Regions from separate parts of the Homo sapiens genome. Here region 2 is linked to region 1. The links are chromatin contacts, found by Hi-C or POLR2A ChIA-PET in ENCODE. All regions are on one chromosome and are shown on one strand. The core of a region is the stretch at or near the end of the contact, and the rest is flanking DNA. Distances in the headings are between cores, read along the strand shown.

What was found. Hi-C counts contacts between places; a loop is a spot of excess contacts on that map. ChIA-PET counts read pairs that join two places held with the same protein, here RNA polymerase II (POLR2A). Pooled maps may share reads with other maps.
Region 2: a loop to region 1 is called in a pooled map, with 2.6 times the contacts of the local background. The contact joins the promoter of RIT1 here to the enhancer-like site in region 1. A Hi-C loop is called at or near these places in 2 of 50 pooled maps. POLR2A ChIA-PET finds 5 or more read pairs at or near these places in 5 of 52 experiments (AG04450, HEK293, Panc1 and 2 more).

What each region holds. Positions count from the first base shown.
Region 1 is chr1:155,715,710-155,720,523 of GRCh38, reverse strand. It overlaps DAP3 (death associated protein 3), which reads right to left. Exons shown (of 13, transcript NM_004632.4): 3 at 3,396-3,518. Among named protein-coding and RNA genes, the nearest start is that of DAP3, 29 kb to the right of the region's middle. Within about 2 kb of position 3,348, at least 2 of the 41 ENCODE cell types and tissues checked have a DNase peak (open chromatin) inside an H3K27ac peak, as active enhancers do.
Region 2 is chr1:155,909,281-155,913,724 of GRCh38, reverse strand. RIT1 (Ras like without CAAX 1) reads left to right here and starts at 2,376. Exons shown (of 6, transcript NM_006912.6): 1 at 2,376-2,482; 2 at 2,921-3,069; 3 at 3,219-3,275. The coding sequence starts at 2,964. KHDC4 (KH domain containing 4, pre-mRNA splicing factor) reads left to right here. Exons shown (of 14, transcript NM_014949.4): 14 at 1-680.

The DNA.
Region 1 (4,814 bases), core at 2,099-4,598:
GGCATGTGCCACCATGCCTGGCTAATTTTGTATTTTTAGTAGAGACAGGGTTTCTCCATGTTTAGTAGAGACAGGCTGGTCTTGAACTCCCGACCTCAAGTGATCCACCTGCCTCAGCTTCCCAAAGTGCTGGGATTACAGGCGTGAGCCACTGCACCCGGCCTTTATGTCTTTTTTTTTTTTTTTTTTTTTTTTTTTTGAGACAAGATCTTGCTCGGTTTACCAGGCTGGAATGCAGTGGTACAATCACGGCTCACTGAGGCCTCCAATTCCCAGGCTCAAGAGATCCTCCCGCCTCAGCCTCACAAGTAGCTGGGACCACAGGTGTGCACCACTACACCTGGCTCATTTTTTTACTTTTTTGGTAGAGATGAGGTCTTGCTATGTTGCCCAGGTTGGTCTTGAACTCCTGAGCTCAAGTGATCCTCCCACTTTGGCCTCTCAGTGTTGGGATTACAGGCGTGAGCCACTGCACCTGGACCACTCATCTCTTAAAGCTGGAAAAGATATCTCCCATTGTTTTGAGAAAGCCTGTTGCCCAGACTGGAGTGCAGTGGCCTGATCTCAGCTGACTATAGCCTTGACCTCCTGGGCTCAAGTGATCCTTGTACCTAAACCTCTCGAGTAGCTGGGACTACAGGCGCATGCCACTATGCACTGCTAATTGAAAAACTTTTGGCCGAGTGCAGTGGCTCATGCCTGTCATCCCAGCACTATGGGAGGCCAAGGTGGGTGGATTATGAGGTCAGGAGTTCAAGACCAGCCTGGCCAAGAGGGTGAAAGCCTGTCTCTACAAAAAATACAAAAAATTAGCCAGGCACGGTGGCAGGCGCCTGTAATCCCAGCTATTCGGGAGGCTGAGGCAGAGAACTGCTTGAACCCGGGAGGTGGAGGATGCAGGGAGCCAAGATCACGCCACTGCACTCCAGCCTGGGTGACAGAGCAAGGCTCCGTCTAAAAAAAAGAAAAAGAAAAAGAAAATTTTTTTGGCTGGGCACAGTGGCTCATGCCTGTAATCCCAGCACTTTAGGAGGCCAAGGTGAGCGGATTGCCTGAGGTCAGGAATTCAAGACCAGCCTGGCCAACATGGTAAAACCCCATCTGTACTAAAAATACAAAACTTAGCCAGGCATGGTGGTGGATGCCTGTAATCACAGCTACTTGGGAGGCTGAGACAGGAAAATCATTTAAACCCAGGAGGTGGAGGTTGCAGTGAGACGAGACTGCGCCATTGCACTCCAGCCTGGGCAAGAAGAGTGAAACTCTGTCTCAAAAAAAAAAAAAAAAAAATTGTTTTAGAGTTAGGGTCTTGCTATGTTGCCTAGGCTAGTCTAGAACTCCTAAGCTCAAGTGATCCTCCCACCTAGGCCTCCCAAAGTCCTGGGATTACAGGCATAAGCTACTGTGCCCAGCCTCATTTATCTTAGCCAAGAATGCTGGTTGCTGCCCTCAAACCCAGTATGTATATAAAAGTGGTGGCCCAAATAATGAAGCCAATTGCTCATCAAAGTAAACCGTAGATGTAGGGGTAGCAAAGACAATTCTTGCCATCTGGATTCTTCTGTGCTGTGTATAGAGATGCTCCAGTCATGTGACAAGATCATCTGCATGCTGCTGTTTCCATAGAAACCCCAGAGGAATTGGCAGATAAAAGGACTGCAATTACAAAGAAAGCTGAAAAGACACTTCAGTGGCTTGATTCATTTATTCTACTTCATTTTGTGTTTGTGAAAAGAGGTGAATGGTATATATATATATCTTCATCTATATCTATATCTATCTATCTATCTATCTATCTATCTATCTATCTATCTATCTTTCTTTCTTTTTTTTTTTTTGAGACAGAGTCTTGCACTGTCGCCCAGGCTGGAGTGCAGTAGCACGATCTCAGCTCACTGCAAGCTCCACCTCCAGGTTCATACCATTCTCCTGCCTCAGTCTCCCGAGTAGCTAGGACTACAGGCGCCCGCCACCATGCTCAACTAATTTTTTTTTGTATTTTTAGTAGAGATGGGGTCTCACTGTGTTAGCCAGGATGGTCTCAGTCTCCTGACCTCATGATCCGCCTGCCTTGGCTTCCCAAAATGCTGGGATTACAGGCGTGAGCCACCTCACTCAGCCATATATATATACTTTTTAAGACAGAGTCTTGCTCTCTTGCCCAGCCTGGAGTGCAGTGGCGCGATCTTGGCTCACTGCAACTTCTGCCTCCTGGGTTCAAGCAATTCTCCTGCCTCAGCCTCCTGAGTAGCTGGGATTACAGGTGCCCGCCACCACACCCAGCTAATTTTAGTATTTTTAGTAGAGACAGGCTTTCGCCATGTTGGCTAGGCTGGTCTAGAACTCCTGACCTCAAGTGATCCTCCTGCCTCGGCCTCCCAAAATGCTAGGATGACAGTCGTGAGCCACCCCGCATGGCCGAAGCCTAGAGATATATTTAAAACACACCCTGCTGAGATCATGTTTTGGGTAATGGGTGTTTACTTTTTCTTTCCACACAGACTATATTAAGATGGGAAGACTCAGAGGGTAGGGGCAGGGAAAGAAAGCTATTGGTTCCTAACATTACAGCACACACCACAAATTAATTTCATTTATGAGAGGCAGCAACAAAAAGAAATCAATATCCAGTCTAATGGGGAACTGGACTAGAAAATGCAACACTAGATACTGCTGGAATCCTGGCTTCTGCAGACAAAATTCACTTTAAATGCTGCTCTTCTCACAACAAACCAAGTTAGTTCCCTCTCCAGACCCTAGGAAATCCACTTACAAAACTGCAAAATAGCACCAGATTGGTTATTAGAAAAATTGGGTTCTGAACCTGCCCTGGTAGAAAATTGTGGGCAAGTAGTTTAATTTCTTTAGTACTCTCCATACCAGAGTTTGTTAAGTTATGGCTGGGCACCTGTTTTGTAAATAGAGTTTTACTGGAACATGTTCACACCCATTTGTTTATGGCAGAGTTGAGTACTTGTGACAGATCATCTCAGTCCATCGGCCTGAAATATTCACTACATGGTCCTTTAAGAAAAAGCCTGTCACCCAACACATAATATAAGCAATAATAATTGGTAAACTTGCCCAGTAAGAAATTAAACTTAGTAAGTATTGAGTATTCGACAACTCTATGCTCAGCAAAATCCGTGGAACTAGGTGAATTCACTAGTAGAGATTACATGGGAACTGATACAGACCGAGCTGGCCAGTGTATGTTACCACAGTATCAGACAGGGACAGGGAGAATCTGGGTTCCAGAGTGCTATCTCAGGTGCACTATCTGAGTAAATGCAAATCTACTAAGCTTCTTTCAGTTTCAGTTTTCCTATGCAAAATGAGGACAGGAACACAAATCATAAGCCCTGAGAAACCCCATATACATATTAGTAACTCACCGGGTCATTCTCATTGGTGCGGGAAATAGCTCTCGGACTCTCAACTGGAACCTGGTTATCTAGGTGAGCAGCAATGCTTTGGCGAGCCTGGGTCCCCATGTGTAAAAAACGCCCAGGGTCCAACTATAAGAGAAACCATTTCAGTGTTACGGGGTTATCAAACTTTTTTTTTTTTTTTTTGAGATGGAGTTTCTCTCTTGTTGCCCAAGCTGGAGTGCAATGGCGTGATCTCAGGCTCACTACAACCTCCGCCTTCCAGGTTCAAGTGATTCTCCTGCCTCAGCTTCCTGAGTAACTGGGATTACAGGCGTGCGCCACCACACCCGGCTGATTTTTTATATTTTTAGTAGAAACAAGATTTCACCATATGGGCCAGGCTGGTCTTGAACTCCTGAACTCAGGTGATCTGCCCGCCTCTGCCTCCCAAAATGCTGGGATTACAGGCTTGAGCCACCACACCTGGCTAATCAAACTTTTTATGCTTGCCAAAACACTGAGAAGGTGAGCCATGTCTGCAATAGGGATGTCACTAACATACATTTTTCTTTTTTTTTTTGAGATGGAGTCTCACTCTGTCGCCCAGGCTGGAGTGCAGTGGCGCGATCTCGGCTCACTGCAAGCTCCGCCTCCTGGGTTTACGCCATTCTCCTGCCTCAGCCTCCCGAGTAGCTGGGACTACAGGCACCCGCCACCACGCCTGGCTAATTTTTTGTATTTTTAGTAGAGGTGTATTTTTAGTAGGGGTTTCACTGTGTTAGCCAGGATGGTCTCGATCTCATGACCTCATGATCCGCCCGCCTCTGCCTCCCAAAGTGCTGGGATTACAGGCGTGAGCCACCGCGCCCGGCAACATTTTTCTTCTATGTAAAAAGGATCCCTGTTATTATTTAAAATTCACTAAGTCCAATGACATTATTCATATTCTGTATCTGTTCCAGTCTGTGTATTGCCTTATCAGGGGTCTGTCCTATACGGAAACAAACAATTCTGTCAGAGATTATTCAGGAGCATACATAGCATAGCCATTAGCAAACTTGAAGCAGGAAAGCTCTTTTAATGCGCTTGCACAGCGATGAATGGTTGTCAAAACTGTGTAATTCTCATTCTCTGTCAGTCACCTCAGTTATCAGGGGATCAGTGCAATGCTCCTCACTATGTGACAGCTATAATTACATGCCCTGTAACAATTTTCCTGCTAATTGTGCCCTGGAATAAAGGATCTTTCATTAGAGACATGTAATAAGGGAGTATGTCAAATACACAGCTAAGTGAAAGCAAACTGCTCTATAGGTAACTCAGTGAACTGTACACCGAAACCTCTGAACCAACAGGGAGGGGAAGGGGGCGGATTTCGGTAGACAAATCTAACAAAATGGTAAGTGAAAAACCCCAAAACTGAGCTTAAGGATAACAAACCTT
Region 2 (4,444 bases), core at 1,127-3,626, 190 kb before region 1:
AACTGGTTACAAACAGAGCCTTACTATTTATTAGTGGGGAAATGATTTTAAGACCGTCCTTTTCAGTATTTAATTCTGACAGATCTGCATCCCTGTTTTGTTTTGGATTATTTCTGTTTTGGAAAATGCTGTCTCATTTAAAACTGTTGGATATAGCTGGATCCTGGATAGGAAAATGAAATTATTTTTTCATTGTGTTTTTTAATTGGGGTGATCCAAAGCTGGCACCTTCAGGCACATTGGTCTCATAGCCATTACTGTTTTTATTGCCCTTCTAAGATCCTGTCTTCAGCTGGGTCAGAGAAAACTTCTTGACTAAAACTGGTCAGAACTCATCACAGAAATGAAATACAGTGGTCTCTCTCTCCCAGAACTGGTTGCAGCTAAAACAGAGAGATCTGACTGCTGGCTATAGGATTTTGGACTTAATGACTGAAATTGCAAATTGTCCTTTTTCTTGGCATTACAGATTTTGCCAAAATAACTTTTTGTATCAAATATTGATGTGTGAAAGTGAAGGAGCTAGTCTGCTGAACCAGGAATAGTTTGAGATATTGAACTGTCATTTTTGCACATTTGAATACTTTGCAGGCTGGCTTTGTATAAACTTATCCTCTGGTTTCCTATATGTTGTAAATATTTAGACCATAATTTCATTATAAATAAATCTATAAATATTCTGCTTGTGGTTTCTCTGTTTTCTTCCACAACCCATCCATACACTGAAATTCATAAACTTTTTTACTCATAGCACAATGCAACTATAACATTACCAGAAAAATACATATACAGACCCCAAGGTTTGCATATAGTTCCCAGAGTTATGTAACTGCAAAATGTACCCTTAAAGTTCAAATGAAAAGGTTAAGGATTATTATGCTGGATATTTTCCATTTTCATATTTTAGCCCTCCTTTATTTAACAGCGTATTAAAAGGACTTCATGAATGAAGCGGGTTTTAAAGGAAATATGTTATTCTTGGAAAGACATTTTATTTTTTTTTGAGATGGAGTCTCGCTCTGTCACCCAGGCTGGAGTGGAATGGTGCAATCCTGGCTCACCGCAACCTCCTGGGTTCAAGTGGTTCTCCAGCCTCAGCCTCCTGAGTAGCTGGGATTATAGGCACCTACCACCATGCCCAACTAATTTTTATATTTTTAGTAGAGACAGGGAGTCACCATTTTGGCCAGGCTGGTCTTGAACTCCTGATCCTCAAGTGATCAGCCCACTTCAGCCTCCCAAAGTCCTGGGATTACAGGCGTGAGCCAGCACTCCTGGCCAGAAAGACTTAAATTTTGAGACGGAGTTTTGCTCTGTTGCCAGGCTGGAGTGCAGTGGCACCCTCTCAGCCAGCTAACTGCAACCTCCACCTCCCAGGTTCAAGTGATTCTCCTGCCTCAGCCTCCCGAGTAGCTGGGACTTATAGGCGCATGCCACCACACCCAGCTAATTCTTTTGTATTTTTAGTAGAGACGGTTTTACATGTTGGCCAGGATGGTCTCTTATTTCTTGACCTCATGACTCACCTGCCTCGGCCTCCCAGAGTGCTGGGATTACAGGTGTGAGCCACCGCGCCCGCCCGGCCCAGAAAGACATTTAAAAAGAACAGTGGTAGGCAGAGCTGCATGAGAACAATTTTCGTGTCAGTTTCTTCTAGCACCTGTGCTACGTAAATAGAGGGGAATATGGTTATAGTGGCTGCGCTTCAGTTCTGTATTTAACTCAAGGCCTCTGTTAACTCAGAGCTCTCTTTCCTGCCAGAGTGTGGTACATTTATTTAAAACAAGTTTTTGTGTGTCTTATACGTGTTTAAAATACATACAGAACTCTGATTAGGGAGTGTTGTGAACATCTGGTTTCTGAGAATGAATTTAGGTTTCAATAGCAAAAGTCATTGTGGCCGCTCCTTTAGGAAAGTCATTTTTCTCCTATGAGTAGTCATCCCCGGTAGACTTGACTGAAATCCTGTGTTTTAGGAGGATTTGGGGGGTGCCCCTGTCCTCCCTTCCTCTCATTACATTGGGTCAAATTAGTTTTGGGTTTTTTTTTTTCCCACAAGCAGCAAACAACCCTCGGTAAGTTGTTAATTTAAGTGTCCCTGCATGTCTCTTATCACGTACTCCCTTCCCTTTTGTGTAAATAATTTACTTTCTACTCGTGATTAAATACCCTTGTCTGTGAGTGCATACACCCTAGGTTGGGTAGGTGACCAGAGGACCTTCAGCGGTGGGTCCCGGAACTGGGTTTTAGGGACCTGGGAGGGGCGGGAAGAGGGCGGGGCAGGCTGTGGGCGTCACTGAGTGGCCCCGCCCCTCCTTCCGCGACTCGGGCGCCGGTGGCGCCATCTTACTCGGTTGCGGGAGGGGTCACAGGTCAGTGCCGGAGCCTCCGCGAGTGAAGGAAGACGAAGTGCGTGACCCGACCGGCTGTGGTGTTCCAGTCCCCACTGACCAGTAGGAGCAGCAGGGCGTCGGCTTGTGAGGTAGAGGGGTGGGGAGTCTGGCGGCGGAGCAGCAGCTGGGGGTGGGGAGGGGGTTCGGAGGAGAATGGGGAGGGGGCGGAACCTCTGGGTACCGCAGACGTGAGAGAACCCCTGCGGCCTAAGGGGCCGCATCCCTTTCTTCCCAAAACTTTCTCCTTGTCCCTACTGTGCCGAGACGTAAATTTATTTGTATCTTTTTATTTTTCTCTTTGGAAAAAGTAAAACCTGTGATGTGTCATGTGACTGAACTGTCTAGGAGGGAGGGTGAAGATGGGGGGGTTTCTTAGGGCCACCCGAAAGGGTGCAGTGGTGAGCAAGAGGGACAGGCCAGAGTAAGAGGGACAGGCCAGAATATGTATGGAAAGGTAAGGCACTGGCTTGAGGGCTGTCGCCGTGGTGTCTCCATCCTGGATTAAGCATTTCCTCCTCCTTTTCTAGGTGGCTTTTCCTCGGGGCAACCGAGGAAGGCCCCAAGAGGACAATGGATTCTGGAACTCGCCCAGTTGGTAGCTGCTGTAGCAGCCCCGCTGGGCTCTCACGGGAGTACAAACTAGTGATGCTGGGTGCTGGTGGTGTAGGGAAGAGTGGTAGGTAACATTTTCCATTTGACAGGAAGCATGGATGAAAAGTACTTAAATGACCAGATGGGATACTTGCTATCTTGCAATGTTAATACTTAAAATTCTCTCTGTGGGTCACCTTTGTGAGGATTTGACTTTTATTTCTTCTTTTGAAGCCATGACCATGCAGTTCATCAGCCACCGATTCCCAGAAGATCATGATCCCACCATTGGTAAGCCAGATCATCACTTATGTTTCCAAATATACCCCATAAAAATATCTTAATGAATATCAGTAGTTTCTAACTATTTATATTTTGAGGCTTTTTTGGAGTCTAATTCAGATTTATTTAGAAACAAGGGTATCAGCAGTTGGTAAGCAACTGAATATTTCTTTTTTTTTCAGACTTTATGTCATAAGCCATCTTTAGTCTTTGTCTCTTACTGAACATTAATGGGACAACTCTCTTTGTTGTATTTTTTTATGGTTGTATACAGGCCACTTAACGAAGCCTTTTCTTGCTGTCACTTCTCTAAGGGTATGACTTGAGACTCGCTCTGTAACTGTGAGTCAGCTGGTTTGAACTTCCACAAAAGGAAGCAGAGAAACAAGTAGAGCCAGGCTGCTGAACTCTTACAACCCAGACATGCCAAGCCTGGACATCTTGCACTTGGAGCTCTTGGTTTACTTCCTTATACCTTAAGTTCATTACGTAGTAATGTCTTCTCCCATGTCTGTCTGTTGTTTTTTTTTTTTTTTTGAGATGGAGTCTCGCACTGTCTCCCAGGCTGGAGGGCAATGGTGCGATCTCCGGTCACTGTAACCTCCGCCTCCCGGGTTCAAGCAATTCTCCTGCCTCAGCCTCCTGAGTAGCTGGGATTACAGGCATCTGCCACCACACCCGGCTAATTTTTGTATTTTTAGTAGAGATGGGATTTCACTATGTTGGCCAGGCTGGTCTCAAACTCCTGACCTCAAGTAATCCATCCACCTCAGCCTCGAAAAGTACTGGGATTACAGGCGTGAGCCACTGTGCCTAGCCCTCCGATGTCTTTTATGGTCCTTAACTCTTGTTGCAGAACGCTAATAGAGTAAAAAAGTCATTTTGTTTGCTTTGACTTTTTTATTTTTTAATTGCTAATCTCTACAAAGACTAAGAACATTACTGTCATTCCTAAACCATAAGGAAGCAGGTTTGATTCTAAGGGTTTATATCCTAATATGAAAGAAAAATGGATGTGGGAATGGGAGAGGGCACAGAAAGTCAGCTGTACTGTTATTTTCTTTTTTTGTTTTTTTTTTTGGAGACGGTGTCTCACCCTGTTGCCCGGGCTGGAGTGCGGTGGCACAATCTCGGCTCACTACAAGCTCCACCTCCCAGGTTCATGCCATTCTCCTGCC